Linked DNA regions of Homo sapiens: region 1 is linked to region 2. A link is an interaction called in ENCODE POLR2A ChIA-PET data of the cell type or tissue named here. Cell type or tissue: HepG2. All regions are shown on one strand. Links, peaks and the distances in the headings refer to the core of each region. The heading gives the core; the rest is flanking DNA. Region 1 overlaps EIPR1 (EARP complex and GARP complex interacting protein 1). Region 2 overlaps TRAPPC12 (trafficking protein particle complex subunit 12).

Evidence for each region. Peaks named below come from ENCODE experiments on the same cell type or tissue, not always from the same donor. Only the 100,000 strongest peaks of a DNase experiment are listed, where the experiment ranks them.
Region 1: POLR2A ChIA-PET joins it to region 2 with 6 read pairs; 3 of 35 experiments call an interaction of 5 or more read pairs at or near these places.

The regions. Positions count from the first base shown.
Region 1 is chr2:3,365,345-3,373,674 of GRCh38, forward strand. The region is part of intron 1 of EIPR1 (EARP complex and GARP complex interacting protein 1); the gene reads right to left. Among named protein-coding and RNA genes, the nearest start is that of EIPR1, 8.3 kb to the right of the region's middle. In HepG2, for the core only: no CTCF peak of the experiment used is centred there; DNase peaks (open chromatin) are centred at 3,267 and 3,617; H3K4me3 peaks cover 1,217 bases.
Region 2 is chr2:3,420,115-3,428,444 of GRCh38, forward strand. TRAPPC12 (trafficking protein particle complex subunit 12) reads left to right here. Exons shown (of 12, transcript NM_016030.6): 4 at 1,767-1,880; 5 at 4,411-4,549. Among named protein-coding and RNA genes, the nearest start is that of TRAPPC12, 45 kb to the left of the region's middle. In HepG2, for the core only: a CTCF peak has its summit at 3,968 (motif pointing right); DNase peaks (open chromatin) are centred at 3,477 and 3,967.

The sequences.
Region 1 (8,330 bases), core at 265-8,264, 55 kb before region 2:
GCTTGTAGTCTCGGCTACTTGGGAGGCTGAAGCCGGGAGAGAGCTTGAGCCCAAGAGTTCCAGGCTGCCATGAGCCACGATCGCACTACTGCACTACAGCCTGGTCAACAGAGCAAGACCTTGTCTCAGAAAAAGCTTTTTTTTTTTTTTAATTTATTTTTATTGATCATTCTTGGGTGTTTCTCGCAGAGGGGGATTTGGCAGGGTCATAGGACAATAGTGGAGGGAAGGTCAGCAGATAAACAAGTGAACAAAGGTCTCTGGTTTTCCTAGGCAGAGGACCCTGCGGCCTTCCGCAGTGTTTGTGTCCCTGGGTACTTGAGATTAGGGAGTGGTGATGACTCTTAACGAGCCTGCTGCCTTCAAGCATCTGTTTAACAAAGCACATCTTGCACCGCCCTTAATCCATTTAACCCTGAGTGGACACAGCACATGTTTCAGAGAGCACAGGGTTGGGGGTAAGGTCACAGATCAACAGGATAAGAATTTTTCTTAGTACAGAACAAAATGAAAAGTCTCCCATGTCTACCTCTTTCTACACAGACACGGCAACCATCCGATTTCTCAGGTGGGGGAGTCAGCCCCCCGCCCGGCCAGCCGCCCAGTCCGGGAGGGAGGTGGGGGGGTCAGCCCCCCGCCCGGCCAGCCACCCCGTCCGAGAGAAAAAGCTTTTTAAAAAGAGGCCCGGCATGGTGGCTCACACTTGTAATTCCAGCACTTTGGGAAGTCCAGGTGGGCGGATCACTTGAGGTCAGGAGTTCGAGACCAGCCTGGCCAACATGGCAAAACCCTGTCTCTACGAAAAATACAAAAATTAGCTGGGTATGGTGGCATGCACCTGTAATCCCAGCTACCTGGGAGGCTGAAGCAGGAGAATCGCTTGAACCCAGGAGGCAGAGGTTGCAGTGAGCTGAGATTGTACCACTGCACTCCAGCCTGGGTGACAGCAAAAACTTGTTTCAAAAGAAAAAAGAAAAGAAAAGTAAAAGAGAAAAATGCAAAGCAGAACTCAAAGAAGATATGGCAAGACAACCCAAGACAAATAGACGGAAATTAAAACTTCCAGCACAGGAAGGAAGTCTGCAGTGGAAAGGACACAAAGACAGACAACCCCCAAAACACAGCAGGTGACAGGGACAGAATTGAGAAGGGTCTCTCCAGTGAATCCGAGGACAAAAAAGAAATTTGACCTGAAATTCAAAATTAAATTCAAAGCTGCAAAACATCCACAAAACAATAAAATCAAGAAGTGAGTGTTCACAAGAAAATCCATGTGTTTAAAATGCTTGTATTAATAAAAAGAATGGAAACAAATAATTTAAGCAACTGCAAATAAAAAAAGACCAACATAGAGGGTAATTAAGATAGAAAAATGCTGAGCAAATGAAAGGAAATTGTTTTGAATTTTTTGTATTAAAATTTTCAACTGGCCGGGCGCGGTGGCTCACGCCTGTAATCCCAGCACTTTGGGATGCCAAGGCAGACGGAACACGAGGTCAGGAGTTCGAGACCAGCCTGACCAACGTGGTGAAACCCCATCTCTACTAAAAATACAAAAATTAGCCAGGTGTGGTGGCACACACCCAGCTACTCAGGAGGCTGAGGCAGGAGAATCACTTGAACCTGGGAGGTGGAGGTTGCAGTGAGCCAAGATTGCGCCACTGTACTCCAGTCTGGGCCACACAGCGAGACTCTGTCCCAAAAAATAAGTAAAAATAAAAATAAATTAAAAATAAACGAAAATAAATTCAACTGATGAAATTAAAAAAAAAAAAAAGGGAACAACCTAAAAGACAAATCCTCAATTCTCAGAGACTTCACTCCTCTACAGAAATGCCTCTGCAAGGGTGCGTCTTGGGTGGGTAAATCCACGAGGGCTGGGATTTTGTCTGTTTCCTCCTATGCTGTGTTCCAGGCACATAATAGTGCCTTATTGCAGGGAATAAATATTTGTTCACTGAATGAATGATGAATTTTCCAGGAAAATGTAAGTTACCAAAACTGATCAGAAAAGAAAGACAAGAAATCTGAACAACTAGTTACCACAGATTAACAAGTCAACACTGTAACAGCACCACACCTTAGGAGCAGGCAACACCAATATTACCTTCAGTTGTTTCCAACACAGAAACAGAAGGAAAATTCCCAAGTGCTTTTTATGCAGCCAGCATAGCAGTGAAACAAAACTCAACGAAGAAAATACACAGATATTAACGTGAAAATTTTCAGTAAATGACTCGTAAACCGAATCCAGCAGAGGACTATTCCACAATCAAGTGGAATTCTTTCTAAGGATGCAAACGCTGGGCCAATATTTAAAAAGCTATTAATGTAACTGACCAAAGAGATCAAAAGAGAAAAATCCTAAAACCAAATTATCAATTCCATGGATATAAAAAGGCATTTGAAAACTTAATCTCTCGGCTGGGTGCGGGGGCTCACACCTGTAATCCCAGCACTTTGGGAGGCCAAGGCAGACGGATCACAAGGTCAGGAGATCGAGACCATCCTGGCTAACACCCTGAAACCCCCTCTCTAAAAATACAAAAAATTAGCCAGGCGCGGTGGCAGGCGCCTGTAGACCCAGCTACTCAGGAGGCTGAGGCAGGAGAATGGCGTGAACCCGGGAGGCGGAGCTTGCAGTGAGTTGAGATCGCGCCACTGCACTCCAGCCCGGGTGACAGAGCGACTCTGTCTCAAAAAAAGAAAAAAGAAAAGAAAATTTAATCTCCATCTTCCATTTCAAAAGTCTTTCCTCACTTGGCAACAGGCAGACCCTGAAGCGCTGGCCTGGTCCATCTGTCCCTCAGACTGATGGCACAAAAAGCCAAAAGCCCACAGTCTCTTTGCCCCTCTGACCTGACTGCACTGATCTCAGGACTCCAGGAGAACCTCCCAGAACAGAAAGGAGGCACGCATATCCTTGTGTGGCTTACAACCTGCCCTGCTTGCTTCCTGGTTTTGGTGGTAAACCGAAGGGAAAGCAACTTGAAACAAGCCCAAGTCATCATTGTCACCCACCTTCCCACCCCGACCGTCCTTTCTGGTCTGGCCCAGCTCACTTGGCAGCAGTGGGCTCAAATAGGAGTTGGCAGATGTAGCCCTCACTCTGCCCACACCTGCAGGCCCTGCTTGCCGCTGGTCCATCTTAGTCACATGCCTGCCCCCAGACCTACACATGGGCAGAGCCACCACTGCCTAGAGGTTCACTGTTCCCATCACAAGGCAAGTTTGCCACATGGAGATTTGACCCACACAACAAAGAAGATCTATTAATGTCAAAAGTTCAAAGAAACATGATTGCAGGAGAGAAGTCATACTGTTTGTATGCACTTTGAGATAGTCACAAAGAACTACTGTTGTGTTAACTGACAAGTATTCATTAAACTCATATTGAGAAAATGGATTTCTACTGAGCAGTAAACTAAAAGTGTGCAAAAGCATTTCAAATATCATTTGAAATTTCATGCATTTCAAATATAATTATAAAAAAATCCAGAATCATTACCATGAATTTGCTCAGCATTTTGCGATCTTAACGACCCTCCGTGTTGGTCTTTTATTTGCAGTTGCAGTACTGCCCTTTATCTTTCAAGTGTCATTACCTTCACTCAGCGGTCAACGATCAGATCTCTATCCTTTCATGTAAAGTGTTCTCCATGGGATTTGAATGTCACTGACAAACAAACAAAAAAAAACACTATCCTTTTCAGTTTTCTTGTTTACTGCAATGATGGTTCTTCAAACTTAAGAAAGTCTTGGTCCATGATACTATCCGATAAAATCCAAGTAGCAAAAGTCAGCTACTTCTTTTAAGATAAAGAAGAAAATCCAATAATATATTTGACTACCTTAGAGAATCAATTTCATTCATTTTTCAAACCTCAGAAAATAATATTTCAGGGAGGAGCCAAGATGGCCGACTAGGAACAGCTCCGGTCTAGAGCTCCCAGCGTGAGCAACGCAGAAGACGGGTGATTTCTGCATTTCCATATGAGGTACCGGGTTCATCTCACTAGGGAGTGCCAGACAGTGGGCGCAGGTCAGTGGGTGCAGCGAACCGTGCGCAAGCCGAAGCAGGGCGAGGCATTGCCTCACTCGGGAAGTGCAAGGGGTCAGGGAGTTCCCTTTCCTGGTCAAGGAAAGGGGTGACAGACAACACCTGGAAAATTGAGCCACTCCCACCCAAATACTGCGCTTTTCCGACGGGCTTAGGAAACAGCGCACCAGGAGATTATATCCCACACCTGGCTCGGAGGGTCCTATGCCCACGGAGTCTCGCTGATTGCTAGCACAGCAGTCTGAGATCAAACTGCAAGGTGGCAGCGAGGCTGGGGGAGGGGCGCCCGCCATTGCCCAGGATTGCTTAGGTAAACAAAGCAGCCGGGAAGCTCGAACTGGGTGGAGCGCACCACAGCTCAAGGAGGCCTGCCTGCCTCTGTAGGCTCCACCTCTGGGGGCAGGGCACAGACAAACAAAAAGACAGCAGTAACCTCTGCAGACTTAAATGTCCCTGTCTGACAGCTTTGAAGAGAGCAGTGGTTCTCCCAGCACGCAGCTGGAGATCTGAGAACGGGCAGACTGCCTCCTCAAGTGGGTCCTTGACCCCTGACCCCCGAGCAGCCTAACTGGGAGGCACCCCCCCCGTAGGGGCAGACTGACACCTCACACGGCCGGGTACTCCTCTGAGACAAAACTTCCAGAGGAACGATCATACAGCAACATTCGCGGATCACGAAAATCCGCGGTTCTGCAGACACCGCTGCTGATACCCAGGCAAACAGGGTCTGGAGTGGACCTCTAGCAAACTCCAACAGACCTGCAGCTGAGGGTCCTGTCTGTTAGAAGGAAAACTAACAAACAGAAAGGACATCCAACCAAAAACCCATCTGTACATCATCATCATCAAAGACCAAAAGTAGATAAAACCACAAAGATGGGGAAAAAACAGAGCAGAAAAACTGGAAACTCTAAAAAGCAGAGCGCTTCTCCTCCTCCAAAGGAACGCAGTCCCTCACCAGCAACGGAACAAAGCTGGACGGAGAATGACTTTGACGAGTTGAGAGAAGAAGGCTTCAGACGATCAAACTACTCCGAGCTACAGGAGGAAATTCAAACCAAAGGCAAAGAAGTTGAAAACTTTGAAAAAAATTTAGACGAATGTATAACTAGAATAACCAATACAGAGAAGTGCTTAAAGGAGCTGATGGAGCTGAAAGCCAAGGCTCGAGAACTATGTGAAGAATGCAGAAGCCTCAGGAGCCGATGCGATCAACTGGAAGAAAGGGTATCAGTGATGGAAGATGAAATGAATGAAATGAAGCGAGAAGGGAAGTTTAGAGAAAAAAGAATAAAAAGAAATGAACAAAGCCTCCAAGAAATATGGGACTATGTGAAAAGACCAAATCTGCACCTGATTGGTGTACCTGAAAGTGATGGGGAGAATGGAACCAAGTTGGAAAACACTCTGCAGGATATTATCCAGGAGAACTTCCCCAATCTAGCAAGGCAAGCCAACATTCAGATTCAGGAAATACAGAGAATGCCACAAAGATACTCCTCGAGAAGAGCAACTCCAAGACACATAATTGTCAGATTCACCAAAGTTGAAATGAAGGAAAAAATGTTAAGCGCAGCCAGAGAGAAAGGTCGGGTTACCCACAAAGGGAAGCCCATCAGACTAACAGCGGATCTCTCGGCAGAAACTCTACAAGCCAGGAGAGAGTAGGGGCCAATATTCAACATTCTTAAAGAAAATAATTTTCAACCCAGAATTTCATATCCAGCCAAATTAAGCTTCATAAGTGAAGGAGAAATAAAATACTTTACAGACAAGCAAATGCTGAGAGGTTTTGCCACCACCAGGCCTGCCCTAAAAGAGCTCCTGAAGGAAGCACTAAACATGGAAAGGCATAACCGTACCAGCCGCTGCAAACTCATGCCAAAATGTAAAGACCATCGACATTAGGAAGAAACTGCATCAACTAACAAGCAAAATAACCAGCTAACAGCATGACAGGATCAAATTCACACATAATATTAACCTTAAATGTAAATGCACTAAATGCTCCAATTAAAAGACACAGACTGGCAAATTGGATAAAGAGTCAAGACCCATCAGTGTGCTGTATTCAGGAAGCCCATCTCACGTGCAGAGACACACATAGGCTCAAAATAAAAGGATGGAGGAAGATCTACCAAGCAAATGGAAAACAAAAAAAGGCAGGGGTTGCAATCCTAGTCTCTGATAAAACACACTTTAAACCAACAAAGATCAAAAGAGACAAAGAAGCCCATTACTTAAGGGTAAAGGGATCAATTCAACAACAAGAGCTAACTATCCTAAATATATATGCACCCAATACAGGAGCACCCAGATTCATAAAGTAAGTCCTGAGTGACCTACAAAGAGACTTAGACTCCCACACAATAATAATGGGAGACTTTAACACCCCACTGTCAACATTAGACAGATCAACGACACAGAAAGTTAAAAAGGATACCCAGGAATTGAACTCAGCTCTGCACCAAGCGGACCTAATAGATATCTACAGAACTCCCCACCCCAAATCAACAGAATATACATTTTTTTCAGCACCACGCCACACCTATTCCAAAATTGACCACATAGTTGGAAGTAAAGCTCTCCTCAGCAAATGTAAAAGAACAGAAATTATAACAAACTATCTCTCAGACAACAGTGCAATCAAACTAGAACTCAGGATTAAGAAACTCATTCAAAACCGCTCAACTACATGGAAACTGAACAACCTGCTCCTGAATGACTACTGGGTACATAATGAAATGAAGGCAGAAATAAAGATGTTCTTTGAAACCAATGAGAACAAAGACACAACATACCAGAATCTCTGGGACACATTCAAAGCAGTGTGTAGAGGGAAATTTATAGCACTAAATGCCCACAAGAGAAAGCAGGAAAGATCCAAAATTGACACCTAACATCACAATTAAAAGAACTAGAAAAGCAAGAGCAAACACATTCAAAAGCTAGCAGAAGGCAAGAAATAACTAAAATCAGAGCAGAACTGAAGGAAATAGAGACACAAAAAACCCTTCAAAAAATTAATGAATCCAGGAGCTGGTTTTTTGAAAGGATCAACAAAATTGATAGACCGCTAGCAAGACTAATAAAGAAAAAAAGAGAAGAATCAAATAGACGCAATAAAAAATGACGAAGGGGATATCACCACCAATCCCACAGAAATACAAACTACCATCAGAGAATACTACCAACACCTCTACGCAAATAAACTAGAAAATCTAGAAGAAATGGATAAATTCCTCAACACATACACTCTCCCAAGACTAAACCAGGAAGAAGTTGAATCTCTGAATAGACCAATAATAGGATCTGAAATTGTGGCAATAATCAATAGCTTACCAACCAAAAAGAGTCCAGGACCAGATGGATTCACAGCCGAATTCTACCAGAGGTATAAGGAGGAACTGGTACCATTCCTTCTGAAACTATTCCAATCAATAGAAAAAGAGGGAATCCTCCCTAACTCATTTTATTAGGCCAGCATCATCCTGATACCAAAGCCGGGCAGAGACACAACCAAAAAAGAGAATTTTAGACCAATATCCTTGATGAACATTGATGCAAAAATCCTCAATAAAATACTGGCAAACTGAATCCAGCAGCACATCAAAAAGCTTATCCACCATGATCAAGCGGGCTTCATCCCTGGGATACAAGGCTGGTTCAATCTACGCAAATCAATAAATGTAATCCAGCATATAAACAGAACCAAAGACAAAAACCATATGATTATCTCAATAGATGCAGAAAAGGCCTTTGACAAAATTCAACAACGCTTCATGCTAAAAACTCTCAATAAATTAGGTATTGATGGGAAGTATCTCAAAATAATAAGAGCTATCTATGACAAACCCACAGCCAATATCATACTGAATGGGCAAAAACTGGAAGCATTCCCTTTGAAAACTGGCACAAGACAGGGATGCCCTCTCTCACCACTCCTATTCAACATAGTGTTGGAAGTTCTGGCCAGGGCAATTAGGCAGAAGGAAATAAAGGCTATTCGATTAGGAAAAGAGGAAGTCAAATTGTCCCTGTTTGCAGACGACATGATTGTATATCTAGAAAACCCCATTGTCTCAGCCCAAAATCTCCTTAAGCTGATAAGCAACTTCAGCAAAGTCTCAGGATACAAAATCAATGTACAAAAATCACAAGCATTCTTATACACCAATAACAGACAAACAGAGAGCCAAATCATAAGTGAACTCCCATTCACAATTGCTTCAAAGAGAATAAAATACCTAGGAATCCAACTTGCAAGGCA
Region 2 (8,330 bases), core at 56-8,055:
CAACCAAGGGGTCCTTCGATAGGTCAGTGGGTAAACACACTGGTAATGTGGACAGTAGGATGTTCAGCATTTAAAAAAAAAACAACTATCAACCCCTCAGAAGACCTGGAGGAAACTGAGATGCCTGCAGCCCAGGGACGGCTGGTGGCTTGCAGCAGGTCACACGGCTACTCAGGCGTAGAGCCTGGCCTGTCTGAAGCTCAAGGCCCAGCACCCGTTCCTTTCCTTACACATAGAGTTTCACTAGGCACGCACACGCTGACTCTGGATTGATGAAGAAACAGTTTGGGAATTTTTAACAGCATCGTTCACATTTTTAATGCCTGCCTCCTGCCTGGCACTGTGCTCAGCACTTTCATGTATCTTCTTTAATTGTCACATCTGTGAGGTGGGACAGATGACCTCAGCTCTGTAAACTCAGCCATTGCTGAGCCTGCAGTGTGAGTGTGAGGCCACATGTCAGAACCCCGGAAGACACAAGCCCCACTCTCCTGCCTTCAACACAGCCCCCCACACCGCCGCTGTGGCTGGAATTGGAGCAGGTCGTTAGCTCCTGCCTGAGGAAGCCCAAATAAAGGACTGCAGAACAACTGTAGTGCAAAGCTGAGACTCATTGCCCTCCTAGGCGTTTCATGAGCAGGTCCTGAGTTCTCTGTGTCCCGGCGTGGAGTGCAGGAGGCGTGGAAAGGGAGTAGTGCGTGTGTGAGTTAGTATACAGAAGAAGTGTGTGGCAGGCTCTACCACACGTTTTTAAAATATGTAAACTCCTAAACTTCTTGTCAGAGAAGCGCTTGGCATGCACACAAAATCATTTAGCTAATTCTTGAGAAACATATTGTTTAATTGTCTGTCTCCCTTGCTAGATCATACCACTAATGAGTGCTCGTTCACTAACCTCCCCGCCAGCCTTGCAGTCTCTGTCAGGCAGGAGGTACTTAAAGCATGTTTATTGACTGGCTGCAGAAATGAGGACATCTACCGTATTCAAAGATAGTGCCCGTTACATTGAGAAAAGACAGAGTGAGCATCCACTTTTAGCTTCTTAAAAGGTTTAAACATTCTGATCTTATTTTCCCATTCATTTGCCTAATGGCTGTCCTTTCTGTATTGCACAAGGGCAAAGATAAACACAAGAGTCTGTACGAATCAGCCAGTGTGTCAGTACCAGCCAGCCTTTCCATGTTGAAGCCGTAACGTTAAGTGATGTGAAAGTATACTGTGCATTGCCACACGGGCCTGGAACATGTTGTGTTCACCCAGTTCATTGATTTTTTCATATTGATAAATTAAAATTATGAACATATAAAGCCAGTTATTTTAGAGTCATATGCAAATCTTACAGATACAAATAAATATGTCCAACACATAGCATAAAATTTCCTTATTGATTTTAAATTGACAGAAATCTTAAGATAATCTTGCTAAAAAGGAAACCAGTCATATAGATTGAGAGATGTGCGGAGCTTTCCAATAAAAAGCCTCTTCCCGATGTTCTATCGGTTGTTGAATTGTAATGTTTTTATGATTTGATCGGCTTGAACTGTACCTCACGCTTGGCTCTCTTATTGCCTAATTACACGTGCAGCGTTGACAAATGGCATGCCCCTCCGTGCCGTCAGCACACTGACGTTGTCACCATTACTAACGGCTGGCTGGCGCTGCTTCCAGCAAGGTGAGCAGCTGTGGCCAGTGGCTATGCGTTTGGGTCATGGATTCCACCATGCCTTGCATGTGTGTTTGGTCACATGTTCTGCCGTGTCTTGCAGAGCTGCAGAAACTGGAGGGCAGCAGTGGACCTGTGCGGACGTCTCCTCACAGCCCACGGCCAGGGCTACGGCAAGAGCGGGCTGCTCACCAGCCACACGACAGATTCACTGCAGGTGAGAACACCTTTCAGGTGCTGGAGTTTAACCTGGCTTATCACAGTCTGGGGACATGGACAGGACCATGGCCTTTCATGCCAATAACAAAAAGTATGTTTTCATATCCTGCTTCTTTCTCTCCTAATTATATTGTATATACTATACTGGGGCACTGGAATTCTCACTTCGGCCCGTCAGGATGCCTGTGCGCCCCAGAAGCACGCTCACAAGTGCCCACACTCAGTCTCATGGTGGAACCGGCATGGCTTTGGGTCAGCAGGTGGGTTCGCCTCACGACTGGCAGTAGCAACTGGCCTGTGCGGGGCTCTGGGGCGTGTCTGGGCCCGGTAGGAAACAGTGACAGGAGCAGTTGGTTCTGTCCACCCCAAGGACGGAGGGTCCATGTGCCATTTGCTCCTCGTGGTATATCACTTGCTCTGAAATTTAAAAAAAAAGAAAAAAGAAAAGGGAATGCACAAAATAGACTTGTGAACAAAAGGAAACTCATCTGAGAAGAAGGAACAGCTGCAAACGTTGATACATTCTTACCTTTCCCTGGGGAGTTTTTTAACTGTTCTTCTAGCTTACATGGGAATCCCCCGGGACTAAACAGATCACCAGATCCTTCAGAACTGTGATGAGCTTTTGAAAGGAGCAGCTCTGGGGAGCCCTGACAGCTTAGCTATTTCCAGCAGGCTCCTTCTCCTTCTTTCTCTTCCCCCAAGAGCCGACAAGAAGAGCCGCTCTAGCTTTAAATGTACTTTCCCCCATCACCTCTCCATCCATTGGTTTGCCAAATCTTAGGCTGTTTTCCTATCATTTCTCTCCAACCCACCACCACCCACAGTTCGAGCTCTCATTGCAGTGTTGCTTTGGCCTCTTTTATGAACTTAGTTCAAGTTTCTTTATTCACATTCATTCCATAAACTACCTCCAAAAAAGCACACTTTTGATCATCTCACTTTCCTGCTGGAAAACTGTGCCCGGCGCAGTGGCGCATTGACTGTAGTCCCAGCTACTGGGGAGACTGAGGCAGGAAGATCACTTGGGCCTGGGGCTTCTGGGCCGTAGTGCACTTTGTTGATCAGGTGTTGGCACTAGCTCAACACCAATATGGTGACCTCCCTAGAGCCAGGAACCACCAGGCTGCCTAAAGAGGGTGAACCACCCTCCTTTCCAACTAGGTCTGAAACGGAGCTAGTCAAGAGCTGGATAGTTTCCCATTGGCTACCATGTGAAATTTCATCTTCTCGTGTTGTATGCAAACCCTCAGACCATGACAGGCTATGTGTACACTATGGAATGGTTAAATCAAGCTAAATCGCATGCATTGCCTCGCATGCCTTTGTGTGTGTGTGTGTGTGTGTGTGTGTGTGTAATGAGAACACTGAAAATCTGTCTTAGCAATTTTTAGTATACATTGTAACTGTGTCACCACGTCTACAATAGATCTCTTGAGCTTATTCCTTGCGTCACTGGATTTTGTTTCCTTTGACTAACATCTCTCAAACCTCCCCTGCCCGGCCCTCCTCCCCACCCCCAGCCCCGGCACCCGCCATCTACTCTGCTTCTGTGAGTTCAGTGTTTTCAGATTCCATGTGTAAGTGAGGTCACACGGTGTTTGTCTTTCTGTGCCTGGCTTGTTTGTCTAACGTCATGTCCCCTAGGCTCATCCACAGCACAAACGACGGGATTTCCTCCATGAAAGCTGAGTGGTATTCCACTGTGCGTCATGCCACGTTCCTTTATCCGTTCATCCTTCAGCGGACACTTAGTGAAATTCATTCTTCTCATCAGTAAAGTCAGATCCAATTAGGTCATTTCTAAGGTACCCTTTTAATCCTAAGTCTCTGGCTCTGCAGCTGTCTAATGCAAATTCCCACCATTTTCCTGAATGTACCCCTGAGAGCACACTGTGCTCTCTCGTATGTTGTGTTTTGTCCACTCTGTACCTTTGTCCTTACGTTCCCTGAACCAGCAGACCCTTCCTTAGCCTGTGGCCCCTTGAAATTCTGCAGCCCTGAGAGCTGCCCTCAAACACAACCCATCCCTGCGCTTCCTCTCCTTCCTGCTCCCGTTCCCGCCGTCATTCCCCCGCCCTCCACTAGGTGGCGCATTCCTTTGGTGCCTTTTCATTTTCATGACACCTAGCACAGTGCTTTGCACACAGACCTGCTCAGTAAGCACTGTTTACTTATTGAGTAAACAATTATGTAAAATCATTCACATTGTTATTAAGCTCAATAGTAATTTCTTCTTAGAGACAGGGTCTCGCTATGTTGCCCAGGCTGGACTCAGACTCCTGGGCTCAAGCAATCTTCCCACCTCAGCCTCCTGAGTAGCTGGAACTGCAGGCATGAGGCATCATGCCCAGCTTCAAGAGTAATTTTTTAAATACGATTGTGTAAATATGCAAAGATAGAAAGTTAGGTTAGCCCTTATTTTAATATATGAGAAATTAACCTCTAACACCAACTCATAAGGAATAGCAAATTCTGAACTGGATATATGTAGATAACCTATTGTTTCCATTGTATTTTGTTTTTAGCTCTGGTTTGTCAGGCTGGCACTACTAGTGAAGTTGGGCCTTTTCCAGAATGCTGAGATGGAATTTGAACCCTTCGGAAATCTTGATCAGCCAGATCTTTATTACGAGTACTACCCGCACGTGTACCCTGGGCGCAGGGGTAAGGCCATGGTATTTAATATTTGTACATTTGTCTGTGTGTCGCTCTGGTTTGCTTTGATTTATACATAATTTCGTAGCCTCAGTTTTCCTTATTTATCCAGTCTTGAAAAATCAGATAAGTACCCAGCAACAAGCCTTGACTTACAGAATGCTCCCACTCCGATTTACCGAAACACTGACCTGGAGGTGCTCCCTGGTGCATCTGTTTGTACATTTAGCAGCTACGTGTCAAGCACCTGCTCTGTCAGGGCAGCATGATTTGGTGCAGGGGCCGGGTAGTAGACGTCTGAGCTGCGCTCCACAGGGAAGAGCCGTCCCATATCGGGACCTGGCGCACAGAGATGCAGAGCGGTGGAACCAAACGTGTCCGTGCATATGGCACACGCCGTGACATTTTCCGTTTGTCTCTATTCTGATTTAATTTATTTTAAAAATCTGGTTGTGGTTCACCCTTTGGGTCACGGTCACGACCATTGTTTGGAAAACACTAGGCTACAGCATAGGGTAGTTCTAGGAGAGTGACAAGAAACCACCAGTTGGGAAGGGAGAAGGGCGGGTTACGGAGAGCCTTCTGCAGCACTGGGAGCCTTGTGCAGTGTGCGTCTCTTGGTGGAGAACCTCATAAATATGTTTGAAGCCTCTCATGTGTTCTTAAATAGAAAACAGTCCTGGCAGGATGTCTTGTGAGGGCAGTGTAAGCAGCTATTGAAAGCCCACGCCCTGTTGTCAGGCATCCCCAGTTACATCCTGCTTCCCCCATTGAATCGCGTAGCCTTGGAGGAGTTATCTGACATCTCTGTGCCCCAGTGTCCTTATTGGTAAAACAGAGATGCCAATCCTCCTTGCTGCCTGGGTTGTCCTAAAGATCAAATGATGTCACGTGTAAGTTGCTTGGAATAATGGCTGCTATCTAGTACCAACTGTATTTGCTGGTTTTCTTACTCTCTTCCGAATGTATCAGTAACATGGGAAAGTCTCGCACTGCCGCATTTTGCAGGCTCGATTGTCAGCATTTGTTGGCTGCAGCAGTGGAGCTACAGAGAATGGTCCTAGTTGTCAGGAAATGCAGAGCCTGATTGGAGGTAGAAAATATTTAAAACCAGTGGTACAAGAGATGCAAAGGCCTGATTAATAATAAAATAATAATTCCTATAGAAGTCTCAGAAAATTTAAATAAACATTCTGTTGAACTTGGTTGATACTAGTAGGTAAATAGATGAACTAAAAAGGCTAGAAGTAAAAACAAATCTTTGAACTTCTTTGTGTGTTGTTTTTTTGGTTAAAACTCAGCTCTGTTTCTTTGGAGGGGCATAGGAACGAATGTAGACGCCGGCTTTCTTTATTCCCCATGCTCTCTCCTTTATCATCTTTACCTTCCTCCAAGTAGGACGGGTGGGAATTGGTCCATATTACTCTGAGTTATCCCAGAATTGATGGAGATTTTTATCATTTTTAGTATAAAGTGTTTTTTGACCTTTAGTCTCACTGGTATTAAAATTGTTTCTTCCTTCTGACTAAGGGAATTTGCCCCTTGTGGAAAAGAAAAAATGGGAAGGGTAACTTTTAATAACTAAAATAGGGCATAAATCAAAGAGATTGTCTTGATGGAGCTGGCTTGATTTCATGGAAGTGAACCAACCAAGCTAGGTAGCCACAGAGTCAAGAAGGACCAGCAACACCACTATCACTCTCGGACGTAGGACTCTGTGTCATCCAGGGACGTAGACGCCAGTCCTTAATGTGTGACACTTCCTGCCCACCCACTGGCCTGTCCAGTCCTGCTGGCCTTCCACATGACCAGGAGGAACAGACCAAAGCCAGGACCGCTTGAGGGTGCGTGTTCAGGAGCTCTGTCTGCCGTGGCCTGGCCAACAGGTGGAGGAAGTGGGGCCAGAGGAGTCTCGGGAACTTGCTGAAGGGCCCTCACTGGTGTTGCTGGCCAAGCAGGCCTTCTGTCCCCAGGAGTCTGGCTTTTGCAGCCATGGGTTGGATAAAGATGTCTTTACCTCTTCCCTGGGGTATTTCTTCTCCTGCACTCCAGCCTGGAAGCTGCTCGGTGGTCGTGAGCACTGTCCTCGAGGAGCAGGGCTTTATCCATCCTCTCTCCCCCGGAGCAAGTCTCGTCTACGTCCCTCCCAAAGTTCCGTCCAGTCCGCACGTAGGTGGTTCCCACATCCGCTCATGAGTTGGAGAGATACAGCCATGGCTGGTTGTTCAAGGGCTACTGTTCTACCTTGTAAATTAACTGGGCTCCCTGATTCTGTCGTGTCCCTTTCTTGTCTCCACTTCATCGCCAATTTGAGGGTCATCCTTTCCGTGTAAGACCGAATTTCCAGCCCAAAAAGAATGGGGAGCCTGTCACTTGGTAGGTTGTGAAGAAAAGATGGAAAGGTTAAAGGCATTGTTAATTGGGGAAGTTTGAGGGTGTTTCTGTTTAATCAGTTATGCCTGGTAGCTATCATAGTCAAGAAACAGCTGTTTTCCTATTTCTTACACGGATCAGCCTTGTTTTCCCCCATCCCAGCATAAATAAAACCATCTCTTCCCTCTGCCTGACTGCAGCCTGAGCATCGCCTCCAACCCCGCCCTCCCACGTGGTTCATAGTCCCGGGAGGGGGCTGGACCCAGGTCTGTGGGACTCTGCCTGGGCCGGGGACTGGAACTGGGACTGAACAGCTGGTTTTTTAGGCATTTTGTCTGCTGCTAACAGAAAACTCAGGTCATTGAGCACCCAGGCCTTAATCGAAACCACCAGATACCCTGAAGCGCAGAGCTGCACCAAGTGCTCTGGTTTCTTTTCCTACTGAGGTCCGTGTGAATTATAGATTCAAAATGACTCCTCTTACAACACCTGCTTCTGAATTTATGACAGGTGTTTAAGAATGAGTGTGACTGAAAGGCAGATGTTTCCTATCATGACCAGGTAAAAATATCCAGCTTGGCTGGGTACAGTGGCTAATGCCTGTAATCCCAGCACTTTGGGAGGCCGTGAAGATCTCAAGATCTCTTGAGGCCAGAAGTTCGAGACCAGCCTGGCCAACATGGCAAAACCCCCATCTCTACTAAAAATACAAAAAATTAGCCGGACATGGTGGTGCACACCAGTACTACCAGCTACTCAGGAGGCTGAGGCACGAGAATCTCTTCAACCCAGGAGGCGGAGGTTGTAGTGAGCCAAGATCATACCACTGCACTCCAGCCTGAGCAACAGAGTGAGACTCTGTCCCACAAAAAAAAAAAAACTCCAGCTCCCATTGGTCTCTAACCTTTACCTTTGGCCATTCAGGAATGCCCAACATCGCCTTGTGTATCCTATTTTACAGTGTGCTGAAGACTCCGTGGCACTGTTTACCCATCTCTAAGGAGAGGATTTTGATGGAAATGACACTGAGTGCCCTTTAAGATAGCGAATGAAAATCTGTGGGTTTAGGTGGAAACTGCCTGTCATCTTTCCTCACTTTGAGGACATTTTTTCCTAAGGACGTTCAGTCAAGCCTAGAAAACATGCTTTGATTCTTCCTGAAATTAAATTGCATTGGTAAATGGATAAAGAGAAGACAGCAGCTACGCATCATTGAGAAGCTAATTTAAATTATGAAATAGACATAAATCATACATACATTTTAGCAAAAGCGTATTAACATTCATCCTCAATAATATGCTGGATGTTTACTAATTTTTCTTCCCATTTTGTGGTGTAACAAAGCATAAATGTAAGATTTTGATTCATTCACTTCATTTTCGCTTGCAATATATAAGCAGAGCAAGTTGTTAAAATG